2 separate regions of the Homo sapiens genome follow, and region 1 is linked to region 2. A link is an interaction called in ENCODE POLR2A ChIA-PET data of the cell type or tissue named here. Cell type or tissue: Panc1. All regions are shown on one strand. Region 1 holds the start of SMIM46 (small integral membrane protein 46). Region 2 overlaps IL27RA (interleukin 27 receptor subunit alpha).

Evidence for each region. Peaks named below come from ENCODE experiments on the same cell type or tissue, not always from the same donor. Only the 100,000 strongest peaks of a DNase experiment are listed, where the experiment ranks them.
Region 1: POLR2A ChIA-PET joins it to region 2 with 11 read pairs; 6 of 35 experiments call an interaction of 5 or more read pairs at or near these places.

What each region holds. Positions count from the first base shown.
Region 1 is chr19:14,110,744-14,114,743 of GRCh38, forward strand. All of the region lies in intron 1 of PRKACA (protein kinase cAMP-activated catalytic subunit alpha), which reads right to left. SMIM46 (small integral membrane protein 46) reads right to left here and starts at 1,733. Exons shown (of 1, transcript NM_001414411.1): 1 at 1,581-1,733. The coding sequence starts at 1,733. The coding sequence ends at 1,581. RefSeq lists an enhancer at 2,188-2,875. In Panc1, no CTCF peak of the experiment used is centred here; no DNase peak of the experiment used is centred here; H3K4me3 peaks cover 211 bases; H3K27ac peaks cover 1,055 bases.
Region 2 is chr19:14,046,334-14,050,333 of GRCh38, forward strand. It overlaps IL27RA (interleukin 27 receptor subunit alpha), which reads left to right. Exons shown (of 14, transcript NM_004843.4): 7 at 1-4; 8 at 97-285; 9 at 2,648-2,749; 10 at 2,823-2,981. Among named protein-coding and RNA genes, the nearest start is that of PALM3, 14 kb to the right of the region's middle. In Panc1, CTCF peaks have their summits at 2,414 and 2,658; a DNase peak (open chromatin) is centred at 2,418.

The DNA of each region.
Region 1 (4,000 bases), 64 kb after region 2:
CTCACCCTGTGGGGTGGGAGCTGCTGTTATTCCCACTGTACAGAGGAGAAGACTGATCAGGTCTGAGGTCACTTGCCTGCCCCCACATCCCATGAGATTAACTACTTCACTGCCAACTCAGCCATTGGTTTCAGTGCTGAGTCCAGTGCACCAGGGTGGCCAATGTGGACAGAGCTGCCTTCAACCCCCTGATGTTCCTGGGTTTGCTGCCACCGAGGGGCCCTGTACACTTGCCCTTTGGCATTGCTGGTTATCTGCCTGCCAGTAATCCCACATGGCCTTGTGGGGAGCCACCCCCACTACCTGTCTCCAGAGCTTTCCCTCAGCATTCAGAGAGAAGAGCCCTCATGGAGCTAGAAAGTGGTAGATGGTGGCTGGGTGCAGTGGCTCACGCCTGTAATCCCAGCACTTTGGGAGGCTGAGACAGGCAGATCACCTGAGGTTGGGAGTTTGAGACCAGCCTGACCAACATGGAGAAACCCTGTCTCTACTAAAAATACAAAATTAGCTGGGCGTGGTGGCACATGCCTGTAATCCCAGCTACTCAGGAGGCTGAGGCAGGAGAATTGCTTGAACCCGGGAGGCAGAGGTTGCAGTGGGCTCAGATCGCGCCATTGCACTCCAGCCTGGACAACAAGAGTGAAACTCTGTCTCAAAAAAAAAAAAAAGAAAGTGGTAGATGGCAGATGGAGAGAGACCGTGGCCAAGAAGGCCCCACAATAAATGACCAGGCGGAGAGGGGATAGGCAATGAATGGCCAGGAGTCCTAGATGGGTGCCTGGCTGGGCCACCAACTAGCCCAGGGGCCTGAGCCTGGGGGTCACACCAAATCCAACACTTTCACTAGCAGAACCTTTGTTTGAGTGTTTTATTTTGTTTTGAGATGGGGTCTTGCTATGTTGCCCAGGCTGGTCTCCAACTTCTGGCCTCAATGGATTCCCCCACCTTAGTCTCCCAAAGTGCTGGGATTACGGGCATGAGCCACTGTGCCTGGCTTCAGTCATAGAACCTTTGTGACAGAAAACATCTTCCTTGGAAACCTCCAAATAATCCACACAGAATTCAGCAGTGGGTGGGGAGGGTGGAGGGTGCCCTCTTGGGATTCTACCTTCACCCACACAAGAAGGCAGAGAGGTGCCAGGCTTGAAGGGAATCCAAAAGGTCTGGTCCGTTTTCCCTTTGCTCTTAGCAAAAAGGAAAGAATTGCTGAATCCTGCACCTCCCCGACTCGCTGAGCTCCCAGCCCCTGGCTGTCCGCTGGTGCCCCACAGAGTCGCTCCACAGGGTGCCTTGCTGTTAGCATGGCCCTTCTCTGGCCTCTCAAAGGACCAGAGCGCCCAGGCTCTGTCCCCTCTGGTGCCACTAGCCCTGTTAGCTTGTCAGATTTGGGGATGGGGCATGGGGGAGGCCAGTGCCAGGAGGAGCAGGCAGAGAGAGGGATGATGGGGGGGAGGGGCAGGTAACCTCAATCAAGAGGCCCCACACTCACCTCTGCTTCCTGTCTCTTCCAGGAAAGGGTAGAATAAAGGGTGGGTGGGATGGGGTGATCTGGCGGCCTTCTGCCCCCTGGCCAGGGAGGCTCAGGGTGCTGGCTGTGGCTTAGGCCCCCGGAAGGTGCGGTGCAGGTAGCCCAGGAAACGTACAGCCAGGTGGGCCCAGAGGAGCAGCTGCAGCCACAGCTGGAAGGTGGTCTCCAAGTCCCCACCCTGGCTGCTGCCTGATCCCAGATCCATCCCCAGCCCCCTTGGGCTCTCCCTGGAATCTTCCTTTTGCTGAGAAACCAGGAAAACGCAGAGCCTCTAAGTCAGCTTCCTTGGGATGGCCTCAGGGGACCAGGGAGGAGGAGCTGGTTGCCACAGAAGCTTTTAAAGGTACCTGCTCCAAGCTAGCCAAGGTTTGCAGAGGGCTCCCTTGGCAGGAGGCAATGGGAAGATTCTCCCGAGGGTGTCCCTCTGGCTGGCCTGCGTGCCCCAGGGCGGGGCGATAAAACTAACTTCCCTTTCCACGGACTTCACTGCTCCCAGGACGCCAGGCCCTGCCTTCCTCAGTGGGCACTGGACTGTGCAGAGGACAGCGCCTGATGTGCCCAGAGCAGTGCCCACTGGGCAGAGGGGAAAGAGTTAAGGTTCAGGATCAGGCAACAGCCAGAGACTCCTTAGGGGCTAAAGAGGCCCCAGAGCTCCCTTAATTCGCTGAAAGAACAGCTGGAGAGAAAGGCTTGGGGCGGGGGGCGACAAGAGCCACCCTGCCTCCTCCCCTGAACTCCCTTTCAATGTGGAACCCCCAAATCCTGCTATCCTGAGAGAGAAAATGGGTATATCTGACTCTTTTGTTTTGCTCCTATGCGGGGGTGGAGAGGGGAAAGGCATCCCGGGATGTCCTTGGCCTCTCTCAAACCTTGCCCTGTGCTTGGCTCTACTCTCGGCCATGAAAGTCCAAACCGGAAACGAGCGGCTAAACCCAGGGGTGGGGGAGGGGGAGGCAGCCTTGACCATCTTCCTCCTTCTTTCCAGATCCCAAAAGAAGCAGAGGGTCAGTGGCAGCCTCTTTGAGTGTGCCCGGCATCCAGGACCCCTGCTAGCAACAGGAAGTGGCAGAGGATGGTAACCCAGCCAGCTGCTGGCCTGTACAGCCTGCCGCCCTGCCCACATCTCCCACACGGGGGGTGCCAGCTCTCACTCTGGTCCAGATTCCATTTGGGTTCATAGGGAAAACTCCTTGACACCCCTTGAAAAGCCAGGACCACAGCAGAAAGCAGAAATCTAGAAACTCGCCCTGGGAATGGGGAATTGCAACAGCAGAATATCAATTTGGGCAAGGGGCTTGGGGTCTCTCTCGGAAGGAGCCCAGCCACAGAACCCCCTTCCTCCGGACAACAATCTCAGACCTTCTGCCCTTTTGAAATCTGGCTGTCCTGGGAATTCTGGGGCAGGAATGCCCAGCCTGGGCTGGGCCCCCTACTCGAGGCTGGCTGATTCCTCCAGTGGAGCCTGGATTCCCTGCTCTGGGCTTACCTAAATGACACAACTCTGAGCTGGACCCCAACACTGGCTGGAACGACCCCCATTCTGAGCTGGACCCCAACACTGGGATGGCTCATCCTACAGTCTGAGCTGAACCCCAACACTGGGATGGACCACTCCACCACCCCTCTCTGAGCTGGCCCCCTGCCGGGTGGACCATCCTCCCTTGTCTGAACTGGGCCACCGATCCCCTCTCTCTTCCCCAGGCCGCACAGCCCGGGGCTGTACAGGAGGCGTTTCCAGGGCCAGCCAGGGGTTCACATCCTTCTTCTCTTCGCCTGTGCCCCAGACCCCGCTGCAGCCCCTCCCTGACTTAAGGGGCAGAGTGTGCCTAGGAAGTTGCTATAGTAACAGGACTCAGCCTCACCATCGCTGGAGTTGGAAGCCATCACTCAGTCCTGTTCTCAGGGCACCGGCACTACGGTGGCTGGGAAGGCTCATGAGACCTGCCGTGTCTGTTCGGCTGTCTGTCCCCAGAACCCTGCCTGCAGGGGGAGCTAGGGAGCCGTGGGGTGGGAGCAGGAAGAGAAACCCAACCCAGAGGCCACTGGGTGTGGAGGAGGGACAGATAGGGCCCTCCGAGTTTCTGTAGACGCGGTTGCGCTAAGGGGAGAGCTGCCTTGATAAGACCTCTTGGGCACCCATACAACTGCCAAGGCACAGAAGGTGTTTGGCCGTCTTAGGCATCCATAGGATGTTACACGGCACTAGTTCTTCCCATCTAGGGTCTTCTTGGGGGGTGCTTTTCTCTCTTTGCCAGGATCTGCTTGTGTCCTGGGGATCGGGGGCTCCCTTTTACTAGCTCTGCCCCTTCCCCTGTGGGCCAGCTCCCAGGGGTATCTTCAGCCAGTGCCAGCCACGACCTGAGCCCCACTTGGCTGTCTGACCTGGGCGCCTGCCCCCTGGGGCCGCTGCTCCCTCTCCATTCTTCCAACTTGGCCAGAGCCTGGGCCTTAGTCTTTTTTCTTGGCCCTCTC
Region 2 (4,000 bases):
TTGGGTAAGAGACTGTGACCTTCCTCAGCTCGGTGCCCTGGAGGGGTGGGAAGTGACTTCCTGAGTGGGCAGCTGAGACTTCTCTCCACCCTCCAGATTCAGCCTCTGCCCCCCGTAGCGTGGCAGTCAGCAGCATCGCTGGGAGCACGGAGCTACTGGTGACCTGGCAACCGGGGCCTGGGGAACCACTGGAGCATGTAGTGGACTGGGCTCGAGATGGGGACCCCCTGGAGAAACTCAACTGGGTCCGGCTTCCCCCTGGGAACCTCAGTGCTCTGTTACCAGGTGAGGCCCTGGGACACCTGGGTCTCCATCCCCGCTGTTAGAGCAGACGGATGGGTGGACTTGTAAGAGGGAGTGCTATGATTAAAGTAGCGTGATGGCCGGGCTTGGTGGCTCATGCCTGTAATCTCAGCACTTTGGGAGGCCGAAAGGGGCGGATCACCTGAGGTCAGGAGTTGGACACCAGCCTGGCCAACATAGTGAAACCCCGTCTCTACTAAAAATACAAAAATTAGTGGGGCGTGGTGGCACATGCCTGTAGTCCCAGCTACTCGGGAGGCTGAGGCAGGAGAATCGCTTGAACCTGGGAGGTGGAGGTTGCAGTGAGCCGAGATTGCGCCACTGCACTCTAGCCTGGGTGACAGAGTGAGACTCAGTCTCAAAAAATAAATAAATAAATAAATAAATAGCGTGAATTCACACAAGACTTTTTTTTTTGCTTTTTGGAGGCAAGATCCCACTCTGTGGCCCAGGCTAGAGTGCAATGGTGCCATCTCAGCTCACTGCAACTTCCATCTCCTGGGTTCAAGTGATTCTCGTGACTCAGCTTCCCGAGTAGCTGGGACTATGGGAGCGTACCACCACAATCGGTTAATTTTTTTTTTTTTTTTTTAAGTAGAGACGGGGTTTCACCATGTTGGTTTGGCTGGTCTCCAACTCCTGACCTCAAGTGATCTGCCTGCCTTGGCCTCCCAAAGTGCTGGGATTACAGGCATGAGCCACTATGCCCAGCCTAACTTTTCTTTTTTTTTTTTTTGAGATGGAGGCTGGCTCTGTCACCCAGGCTGGAGTGCAATGGTGTGATCTCAGCTCACTGCAGCCTTCACCTCCCGGGTTCAAGCGATTCTCGTGCCTCAGCCTCTGGGGAGTGACTGGGATCACAGGCCCCCACCGCCATGCCCAGCTAATTTTTTTATTTTTAGTAGAGACGGGGTTTCACCATGTTGGCTAGGCTGGTGTCAAACTCCTGACCTCAAGAGATCCACCCGCATTGGCCTCCCAAAATGATGGGATGACAGGGGTGAGCCACCATGCCTGGCCCTTTTTTTTTTTTTTTTTTTGGAGTCTTGCTCTGTCGCCCAGGCTGGAGTGCAGTGGTGCGATATCGGCTCACTGCAAGCTCCACCTCCTGGGTTCACGCCATTCTCCTGCCTCAGCCTCCCGAGCAACTGGGAGTACAGGCGCCCGCCACCACGCCCGGCTAATTTTTTTTTTTTTTTGTATTTTTAGTAGGAACGGAGTTTCACCATATTAGCCAGGATGGTCTCGATCTCTTGACCTCGTGATCTGCCCTCCTCAGCCTCCCAAAGTGCTGGGATTTCAGGCATGAGCCACCGCACCCGGCATTTTTTTTTTTTTAAGAGATGAGTCTCACTCTGTCAGCCAGGCTGGAGTGCAGTGGCGTGATCTCAGCTCACTGCAGCGTCGACCTCCATGGCTCAAGCAATCCTCCCACCTCAGCGCCCTGAGGAGCTGGTATTACAGGCATGCGCCACCAAGCCCAGCCAGTTTTTGTATTTTTTGTAGAGGTGGGGTTTCTCCATGTTGCCCAGGCTGTTCTTGAACTCCTGAGCTCAGGCAATCCACCTGCCTTGGCCTCCCAAAGTGCTGGGATGACAGGCATGAGCCACGGTACCTGGCAAGAAATCTTTATAAATAAATAAATAAATAAATAAATTAATTAATTAATGAACTTGGAAGAACTGTGAAGATGTTGGGTAAGAAATTTAGGACACAGTCCCAAGACCCACAAGGATATATGAACCAAAGAAGCGAAGGCCCAATTATGGAAAATTCCCAGTTGGGGAAGGCTATGTGGATGTGATAGGGTTTAGGGGAGAGAGTGCAGCACCCTCAGCTACCATGGTAGGTGCTGTCAGTTGCCTGCTCATATCTGTTTGACCACCTCAGAGGTTTTAGGCCTCTCTCCCAGCTGCCCACACTTGTTTCCTGGCCTAAGGGCTTTTTCTGGTCACTGAGGCATTTTGCCTGCCTGAGAAGCAAGATGGAAATATTGAGAAGAGCCCTCAGGAACAGCCCTCAGCATGACTAATGAGGCTTGGTGGATAAATACCCCAGCTCCGTCCCCCTGAGCTGGGCTGACTCTGCGATGCCTGCTCTCTGCTGGCCCCTAGAGGTCCCCCATGGGACTGCGTCTCAGTTGTCCACAGTGAGAACCTGTTCCTTCCCCATTTCACTCCCCTACTGCCCTATTGGGGTTTTCTGGGATTACCTCCTAGATAAATGACTTACAGTCAGATCCTTATCTCAGGGTGTCCTTCTGGGGACCCCAGTGAAGACACCTAGGAAATGAGCATGGGAAGGAGAGCCAACTCTAACTGGTCTTTATTTCTTTGTCACTCAGGGAATTTCACTGTCGGGGTCCCCTATCGAATCACTGTGACCGCAGTCTCTGCTTCAGGCTTGGCCTCTGCATCCTCCGTCTGGGGGTTCAGGGAGGAATTAGGTAAGAGTGGGGCTGGAGGATGGGGGGGCTTCTGTAACCCAGGCCGACCTTGACCTACTGCCTTCCTCCCCAGCACCCCTAGTGGGGCCAACGCTTTGGCGACTCCAAGATGCCCCTCCAGGGACCCCCGCCATAGCGTGGGGAGAGGTCCCAAGGCACCAGCTTCGAGGCCACCTCACCCACTACACCTTGTGTGCACAGAGTGGAACCAGCCCCTCCGTCTGCATGAATGGTGAGCTTCCCTGCCTGCTGACCTGTCCTCCCAGCCCCCACAAGACCCACCCATCAGTCAGCCCCACCCCTTGTCCCCACGTGGGCCTCTTTGGCCCAGGGACCATACATGGTGTCCTCAATTCCCTCTTGGCTATCAATGTAACGAGCTTTCATTCGGCCATTAAAAATGAGGATGCCAATCTATATTTATTGACATTGAAAGATGCTTGTCATATTTTATTAGTGAAAAAGATAAAAGGATGTTAAAATTCCGTGGTATGGTTCCATTTTTTTTTTTTTTTTTTGAGACAGAGTCTCGCTTTGTCACCAGGCTGGAGTGCAATGGCACGATCTCAGCTCACTGCAACCTCCGCCTCCCAGGTTCAAGCAATTCTCCTGCCTCAGCCTCCTGAGTAGCTGGGATTACAGGCGCATGCCACCATGCCCGGCTAATTTTTGTATTTTTAGTAGAGACAGTTTCACCATGTTGGTCAGACTGATCTCGAACTCCTGACCTCGTGATCCACCCACCTCAGCCTCCCAAAGTGCGGGGATTATAGGTGTGAGCCACTGCGCCCGGCCTATATATAATTTTAAAAATATATATAGAAGGCCCGGCATGGTGGGTCACGCCTGTAATCCCAGCACTTTGGGAGGCCAAGGCAGGCAGATCACTTGAGGTCAGGAGTTCGAGACCAGCCTGGCCAACATGGTGAAACCTCATCTCTACTAAAAATACAAAAATTAGCCAGGCATGGTGGCACAGCCTGTAGTCCAGCTACTCAGAAGGTGGCTGAGGCACTAGAATTGCTTGAATCCGGGAGGTGGAGGTTGCAGTGAGCCAAGATCATGCAAAGACAAACTAAATAATATCTAAGCAGTGTATGAGATGGTGATAAGTGCTGAGTAGAGAATGAAGCAAGGGGCTGGGCAAGGTGGCTCACACCTATAATCCCAGCACTTTTGGAGGCCGAGGTGGGCAGATCACCTGAGGTCAGGAGTTTGAGACCAGTCTGACCAATATGGTGAAACCCAGTC